2 separate regions of the Homo sapiens genome follow, and region 1 is linked to region 2. A link is an interaction called in ENCODE POLR2A ChIA-PET data of the cell type or tissue named here. Cell type or tissue: OCI-LY7. All regions are shown on one strand. Links, peaks and the distances in the headings refer to the core of each region. The heading gives the core; the rest is flanking DNA.

What was found. Peaks named below come from ENCODE experiments on the same cell type or tissue, not always from the same donor. Only the 100,000 strongest peaks of a DNase experiment are listed, where the experiment ranks them.
Region 1: POLR2A ChIA-PET joins it to region 2 with 11 read pairs; 2 of 35 experiments call an interaction of 5 or more read pairs at or near these places.

The regions. Positions count from the first base shown.
Region 1 is chr6:14,234,968-14,239,362 of GRCh38, forward strand. No RefSeq gene overlaps it. Among named protein-coding and RNA genes, the nearest start is that of LINC01108, 48 kb to the right of the region's middle. RefSeq lists enhancers at 502-1,002, 1,003-1,503. In OCI-LY7, for the core only: no CTCF peak of the experiment used is centred there; no DNase peak of the experiment used is centred there; H3K27ac peaks cover 510 bases.
Region 2 is chr6:15,303,241-15,307,635 of GRCh38, forward strand. All of the region lies in intron 1 of JARID2 (jumonji and AT-rich interaction domain containing 2), which reads left to right. Among named protein-coding and RNA genes, the nearest start is that of JARID2-AS1, 57 kb to the left of the region's middle. In OCI-LY7, for the core only: no CTCF peak of the experiment used is centred there; no DNase peak of the experiment used is centred there; H3K4me3 peaks cover 286 bases.

The DNA.
Region 1 (4,395 bases), core at 105-4,104, 1.1 Mb before region 2:
AAGTTTATAAATTTTATACTGCATACCCTTCTGAGCAGTGTAAGGAAATCTAGCACCATCCTGCTCTGTCTGGCTTGAGACCTGAATCCTCCCTGTGTCCAGTATTTTCACACTGTACACTTATGCATGTATAGGAAAAAACAGTATATATAGTGATATGGTCTGGCTCTGTGTCCCCACCCAAATCTCACCTTAAATTGTCATCTGAATCATAGTCCCCATGTGTTGGGGGAGGGACCTCATGGGAGGCAATTATATCATGGGGGGCAGTCCCCCCAAGCTGTTCTCTTAATAGTGAGTGAGTTTTCATGTGATCTGATGGTTTTATAAGGGGCTTTTCCCTTCTTTGCTTGACACTTTTTCCTCCTGCCATCATGTGAAGGCGACATGTTTGCTTCCCCTTCTGCCATGATTGTAAGTTTCCTGAGGCCTCTCCAGCCATGCTGAACCATGAGTCAATTAAACCTCTTTCCTTTATAAATTACCCAGTCTCAGGTATGTCTTTATTAGCAGCGTGAGAACAGACTAATACATATGGAGTTCAGTACTGTCTACGGTTTCAGGTACCCACTGGGGGTCTTGGAATCTAACCAGGAGGATAAGGGGGATCACTGTATTTGTCTTTCTGGGACTGACTTATTTCGCTGAGCATAATGTCCTTCCAATTCATCCAAGTCATAGCCTGTGTCAAAATGTCCTTCCCCTTTAAAATAGCGTATTCCTATTTATTGTGTTGTAGTGTGTTTCCCAGTTCACAAAGGCATTCATACTTTTCTTTCTTCCACACTCCTTTTCTCTGCATTGCAGCCGGGAGTGGTTATTGCCCCTGGGCTACAGCTAAGGAAACAAGCCTCAAGGCTGCAAGACCACACAGAGAGCCGGGGACCAGAACATGCCTCGGGTCACTGGGTCCAGCACACTTTCCCTGAAGCTCAGCTGCATGTGCAAAGCCCTCGCTGAACTTGGGAGCAGTTCACAGGGCACAGGCAAGGGGAAGACATCCTGGGGTCAGAAGACCCCCCAGGCAGAGAGAACAGATCCAGCAGCAAGTCAGCAAAAGGACACAAGTGGAGGGAAGGCTAGGTGGCAGAGCCCAGCTCTGGTCCCAGTCCAGGTAGTTGGCCCTGCTCACCCTGGCCACTCACTGTGTCTCTAGACACAGGAAATGGGATTACCAGGCCAGTCTCAGGAGTTGGGTGAGGACACAGCGCTTCAAGGCTGACCAGCCCTGACAAGGCGAATCCTCCAGGTTGTTCATCAGTGATTAGAGCAGCTGTCCAGGAGGGACAGGTAATGAAGTAGGGATCTGAAATATGCAGTGGTGGCTGTAGGCACGCTGCCTGTGATTGCTGCCAGTGGGAGCCAGGAGCATTAATGAACTGAGTAAACTCCCTTCCCTTGGAAGATTTGTATTTGGGGCGTCTTGCTGGGGTGGTGGGGCTTACCTCTGAAGCTGGCATCTCACCTCTGTCAGCATTCTTGGCCAGTCCACCAGACAGTTCTGAAGAAGAAAAGACCTTGTGCTTTGGGGAGCTCACCACCCCTCCTGAGCTCTAGCTGCTTTCTGGTTGCCAATGGCCGTGGTAATGCTCCAGTTCCTGAAATAGCTAAATAAACCGCACCACTGACATTTAAATCAACGTTCTCTGGGACCTGGGCTTGGTCAGAGCAGGAAACAAGCAGGGGTTTGCTGCCTCTGGTTCCAACTGGGAAACTGCCTCCTATACTACTCAGCTCTATCCTCTCATTTGGGGACTCTTCTGGGACATTTGCTATTTGTCATGGCTGGGGCCTGGGATATCCTAGTTAATCACATATTCTGGTTAAAGGTGAGCAATTAGCTATTCACAGAGCACAATTTTTCAAAAGGCTTAGAATGCTAGAAAATATACTCAACAGTAAATTACAAGTGACATAATCCAATCTAACTTTTAAAACACTGAAGGCACTTTTATTTCTTTAGGAGCATCAGTGTGAACCCTAAGCACTCAAGAATTGAGAAAACATGCAAACACTAGTTAATAAAATGCTGGATAAACAGCTTCTAATGAATTTCCCATGTCTTGATTCTGTCATTTTTTTTTTTTTTTGAAAAGGCACTGGGCATGTTTGAAGATGATTAAGATTGTGTAAACTAATAGAGGAGAGTTGACTTTAGGGGCAACTTCAACCAAATCTGCATTCAACACACAATTCCCCTCTTTAAACTTTCTGACATTTTCTCCCTGCCTTTGCTTTGGCATCAGGGGCTCGCTCCATTCTATTTAGTAGTTTACTTTTGGAAAATCTTTCTTTATTCTCACCTTGGAAACCATAGGAAATAAGTCTCCTCTCCCTGTTTTCATAGAATCAGAACATTCATACATCTTTGTTTCCAGTTTCCTTTTAGCTGAACCTGTCAGTTCCTGCAAACTTCCTCAAATATTTGCAGACCCTCTTTTGAATATTCTCTTGTGTGTGGGGGTTCCAAAGAGAACTATGAAGGCACACATGGTAAATGTGATGCTGAATGCCATGAAACCATCATGTCCTTCCTTCTGGATTGTATGCTTCCATGATAGTGCCTGTGAGCTCTTTCTGGGATCATTCTCCCTGAGTTCAAATCCTGGCTCTGCTACTTACTACCTCTTAACCTTGAGCAAGCAACTAAACTCTTGAATGCTTGGTTTCCTCATCTACGAAAGAGGCTAATTATAGTATCAACCTCACAGCCTCACAAGATTATGGCAATTGACATCATACGTGTAAATGCTTAGCACACACTTGGAAGATAGTAAAGGCTCAATCAGTGTAGCTGCTTGTAGAACAGCTGGCATGAAATCACACAATGAAGCCTAAATGGCCGGGTTCACATCCAAGCACAGGTTCAAAATTTGACCCACCACCTATGAGATGAATTTGTAAGTGGCTTAAATGCTTTGTGCCCCAGTTTTCTTATCTGTAAGATGGAGATCTAGGGTTTGTATGAAGATTAAATGGAGCTGTTATATGTAAGATACTTGAAACAGAGCCTGGAAAGTAAAAAGGGCACATGAAAGCTATTATTATTATTATTATTATTATTATTATAGCTTGAAAATGCATCTTATTTTTAAAAGAAGTCACATCAAAAGGTTGACTCACATTGGAGCTATGGTCACCAACATACTGGTTCCCATGGCCCCTCTTCATCTGTGTGTGGAGAATTCTCATCCTTTTTTTTTTTTTTTTTTTTTTTGGTGGCTCAAACTACCACCTTAGCAGAATGTCTTGAACATGGTAAGTGCTTTTAGAATTCTTGGCCTTTGGAATCACGTCTATCTTTCCTCTGTACTATTTGAAATCTGCTTTCCTGGATTCTGGATAGTTTGATTGCATACTTTGTCTTTAGACTGTGCTTGAGAGCTGCTGCTCCTGAAACTGCTTGGATCCTTCCTGGTAGAACCAATTCCCCACGACATTGCACCCACCACTGTACGATGTATTTACATAACCTCACCCCCTGTTAAACTGTAAGCCCTCAAAGCAGGACTGTGCTAATTCATTTTTCTATATTTATTACATACAGGCCTCACCCCTCCATGACTATAAACTGGGGGCACATTTAGAGTAATACCGAACTTCTTCATGCTCTTGGCCTACTGCCAATTGGCAATAAATTATTCTTTTTCCAGAAGCGCTTAGCATAAAGGAAGGCCTAAAAATGTTTTGGAATAAATGCTGTGCTTAACCTAGCCGGGAATCCCCACCTGCAACAAAAGTGATAATGTTGGAGAAACTTGTCTCAACTGAAAAGTATTTCCAAAATGATTATTATCATGACTTTTAAATTAGCAAAGTTACTTTTCCAAGAGCATTTTCTTTTCTATATCCCAGCTAGCATTTTCAAGAAATTTCAGAATTAAGTCAGCAAGAGAAAAGAGAGATAGCTATCTTTATTTTTTTCGATCTTATTCCAGGTTAGAGACTCAATTGTTTCTTAAAATAAAATACAAACTTATCTTTTGTTTTCAGCAAAGGGACACTTACATGAGATACGTAGATTAAAAGATTTTCATTGCTCCTATATGTTGCGTTTAGGCCAATTTTGTTACTGAGGGAAAGTATTGAACTAGTTCTTCCTGTTGCCATACCCGGCTCTAATTTCCAACTGCAGCTTCTTCATATAATTATTTTAACCTGATTTTTTTTTTACCTGAAATTGAAATATTAAGCAAAGATACCACAAACAAAGTCAAAAGCAAACAACTAGGAAGAATATCTGCAGCATATATTATGGACAAAATATTAGTATCGAGTTAGTAAGGTAAAGACAAATACACCAATATAGAAATGGGCAAAGAATATGAATAGGCAATTCACAGAAGAAATGCAAATATTCAGTCCATAATTAAAAGTTGCTCTATTTCGTTAGTA
Region 2 (4,395 bases), core at 142-4,141:
AGGTAGCGCACCTCGAACTTGAACATTCATAGGCATCACCTGGGGATCTTGTTGAAATGTTGCACATTCTGGGGTTCATTCTGTTTCAGGCAGGGCCTGAGGGTGTGCCTTTCAGATAAGCTCCCAAGTATGCTACTGCTTTGCCTTGAGTAGCAAGGCTATGGGCAGTAATCCTGCACGGGCAGTGTGGCTGGCCAGAGGCTTATTGCCTCTCATGCAAAGCCACTTAACTCCTGGCCTTCCCTCTTTGGTGGGTGCTTTTTAAGCCTTAGGGCTTCTTTAAAGTCCAACATTTTTGTTCATAGGCTTTCTATACATTTATTGGAAGCACTGTTTAATATGCTTCTCACCTCTTTGCCCAGCCAAATAATACCCAATGTGAGAAGAGTTGCTCCTCCTTTGTTATTATTTCAACAATGTGATTAAACAATTTGGGAATGCTTTGAATACTGACCTCCGCTCCCAAGGACAAAACCCAAACTCAATCACTATTAAACAAAACAAGCTTGTTGAACAAGGAAATAGAAGTTTTCAACAATTTGACAGTGGTATTTCAGGTGCAGAGGTTACTGTTTGTATTATTAGTGTAAGGTGCCTTCTTTTTAGTTCACCTGGGCGAATCCTGGCTGCAAGTTTAATAATCGGTAATCTTGAAACCAGCATTAAACCCAGGGCATAATTTAGTGGTTGGGAGCACTGGGTTGAGACCTCAACAACAGTGATAATTCGTTTAAGCTGTGTGACTCTAGGCACGTTGCTTATGTTCTCTGGGCCTCTGTTTCTTCAGCTGAGAGATAATCACAGTCTCAACCTTGGTCTGGGTTGCTGTGGGGATTAAAGGAGGTAATAAATGTCAACTGCTGTAAACAGTCCTAGAGTAAGTGCAGGTGATAGTGGCTACTCCCGCTAATAACCAGCCTTGATAACCAGCTGAGGGCGCAGGGCTCAGGAGCCTCAGGATCAGCTGCCCATCTCGCTGCGCAGCCTCAGTTGTCCCAGCCTCCTTTTGCTCCTTTTCCTCCCTCCTGGAGCTGGTGGTAGAGAATGGACATAATTTGCTGATCCCCCCCCCCCCCCCGCCCACCCACTGTAACTTGGTTAGTTAAACCTGCACTTTTTGGTAAAATCTGGAGAGGTGATAATTTATTCACTTTTTTTAGAGGACTCTAAAGCCAGAGGATTCTAAGCCTCCAGGCCACCTCTCCCAGTCCGTCCAAGTTGCAGACACCAGAGAGCAGCCAGCTCATGGTTACAGTCCTTCTCTGAAGCAGCCAGACAATCATCGGAAGGCCCTTCACAGACTCCCATATCTAGATGAGTGATGCTTTACTTTTGACCTTTGTAGCATGGCCTTTCCCCCTCTAACCCTTTAATCATCTCTTTAAAAAAATCAATCAACAAATATTTATTGAACGTTTCCTTGTAGGCTTTAAAATCCACCCATAGGCTGCTCTGTGACTCTTAAGGATTTCTGCCCTGCATCCAGAGAGAATGCAGTAGCTCTGGCCAATTTACTTAGTATCTGCTTTCTTAGATTATGAGCATTTTCTGTTTTTCCTGGGAGTCCATGGGTGTGTCCAGTGCTGGCAGGGGGCACCATCAGGTTGCAAGGTTGAGGTGGTGCATCTTATCTGCTTGGTGAGGTGCAGGGAGGGGTGGAGCAGCTGTTTCCAGCATGTGTTTCGCTCTCTTTATTGGCCCTTTCAGCTGACTGCTTTTTACAACCAGTTATGATGGAACATTTAAGACTTGTTTTGGGGTCACCACAACCAAGTTTTCTCTTCTCACTGATTGGCAGGAGGGGTGCCCACTGGGAGCCAGCACAAGTCTGGGATTTTTTGGTTGGACAGGGTTTCTTGCCTGCAGTTTCCAGCTGGTAAATGAGCCTGGGCTTGAGGAAGTTGTCAAAGGCCTTCCATCTTTTAAATCTTGGCCATGTAGCTGGTATTGTTGAAGAAAACGTGAAGAAGGATTTTAAGAAATGGCCATTGAAGATTGATGTTGGCCGGTCATCCTGCACACTGTCCCTCCTTTATGTAGCGTAATGCAGGATTTCTTATTCAGAGAGCAACTCCGCTGTGGGCCTACCCCAGGAGAAAAGGGTGCAGGGAGGGTGCTGGCTCTGGCTAATTCTGTCACTCCACTTTGGAGAGGGGAAAAGCCTCCTGAGCAGCTGAATGCCTTTGGTTGTTTCCAGTTTTCGCCACGCTAAATTTCATTCCCCATCCTCCTCCTCTTGCCCTACAACATAGCTTAGCTTAGAGTTAAAATTGGTTTCATTCTTTAGTGCTGTTTCTTTCTCTTCTTGTTTGCATTTGTGGATGAGTTTAGATTCAAACTAGAATGTGGTTCTGATGTGTGAGTAAAAGCACCTCATTTTCCCCTAACCACAGCCTCATCACTGGGTACTTGGCAGAAGCAGACACCATTGTTGACTGAAAATAAATGGAGTTCAAGGGGTCTTCAGGGTTCTTGGCCTTGATTCCTCCCCACCCCCATCTCTTTGGAGCACCCCTCCAATATCTAATTGTTAACATTCTGTGTGTGAGAGATGTATTATGTATTAACTGTTTAAATAAAGTCCTGTGAATTCCTTGGACAGTGTATTATGAATTTACAAGGGAGTTCACTATATCTTTAGGTATTTGTGTTATATGCATTATCTTACCCATTAATACATTATTCTGAACTTTTGTAAGGAAATAGTTTTCTACTATTCATCTGTGGTTTTGGTTACAGTTTTTAAAATGCAGAGACAAATTTCAGTTCCATTTCTGGTGGCCCACTTGTGGGACCAAATCTATCTTTCTAAACGTCAGATTTTTAGAAGCTCTACCAGCAATCCTCGAGGCTTACAGTTTTCCCGGGTTTCTGTTGGCAAGTAACTTCAGCTTTTCGTACTTTGAGATCACAAGTGGCAGACGCTCTTAAGTGCGTCACAGTTAGGTTGTTAAGATTTGAGGGGGACAATCTCCTTTGGTGTCGAGTTCATCATCCACAGCAGTAGGAACAACAAAAACTCAAGAATTCCTTCCCCCTGCAGTGAGCCAGCCAGCCTCTTTTCTCATTAACAACATAGTCATATTTCTTTTTTTTTTTTTTTTTTTTTTTGAGACGGAGTTTTGCTCTTGTTGCCCAGGGTGGAGTGCAATGGCACAATCTCAGCTCACTGCAACCTCTGCCTCCTGGGTTCAAGCGATTCTCCTGCCTCAGCCTCCCGAGTAGCTGGGATTACAAACGCCTGCCACACGCCCAGCTAATTTTTGTATTTTTAGTTAGTAGAGACAGGGTCTCACCATGTTGGCCAGGATGGTCTTGAACTCCTGACCTCAGGTGATCCGCCCGCCTCGGCCTCCCAAAGTACTGGGATTACAGGCGTGAGTCACCGTGCCTGGCCCAACACAGTCACATTTCATAAGGATCATACTGTTTATTTAGTCCACATTCTGGGGAAAGGGGAAAAATACCATCTTCCTTAAACTTAATTTTTAGGTACTTAAAAATTTTTTTTGACTTTTGTTAAAACCTAGGAGTAAAACACAAGGGGCAAGTGGAGTGAAGGAAAATGGAAGGTGGGGAAATAGGCAGCTTATTTTTTTTCCTGACCTTACCCATTGTACTTTGAAGTTAATATATATATTTTATATTAATTACATTATTATATATAATCAATTATATTAATGTATATTATATATATATTTTTAACATTAAAAAATTTAGACTGGGCGTGGTGGCTCATGCCTGTAATCCCAGCACTTTGGGAGGCCGAGGTAGGCGGATCACAAGGTTAGGAGTTTGAAACCAACCTGGCCAACACAGTGAAACCTGTCTCTACTAAAGGTACACAAAAAATGAGCTGGGCGTGGTGGCAGGCGCCTGTAGTCCCAGCTACTCAGGAGGCTGAGGCGGGAGAATCGCCTGAACCCCGGAGGTGGAGGTTGCAGTGAGCCGAGACAGTTCCACTGCACTCCAGTCTGGGCTACAGAGTGAGACTGTGTCTCAAAGAAGAAGAAAACATTTTTTCCTGTTGCCCAGACTGGAGTGCAGTGGCGCTCACTGCAGCCTCTGCACCCCCGGATTCAGGTGATTCTCCTGCCTCAGCCTCCCTAGGAGCTGGGATCACAGGCATACGGCACCATTTTCGGCTAAGTTTTGTATTTTTAGTAGAGATGGGGTTTTGCCATGTTGCCCAGGCTGGTCTCAGACGACATCAGGTGATCTTCCTGCCTGTGACTCCCAAAGTTCTGGGATTACAGGCGTGATCCCAGTTTTGTTTTGTTTTTAGTACATTGCAATTAATGTTTACATTCAAACTTTAAAATTCCTTGGATCTTTGTTTTCGGGATGGGGTTGTGGTTCTTCTCCCCCACCAGAAAATGTGATTTAGCTGCCTCA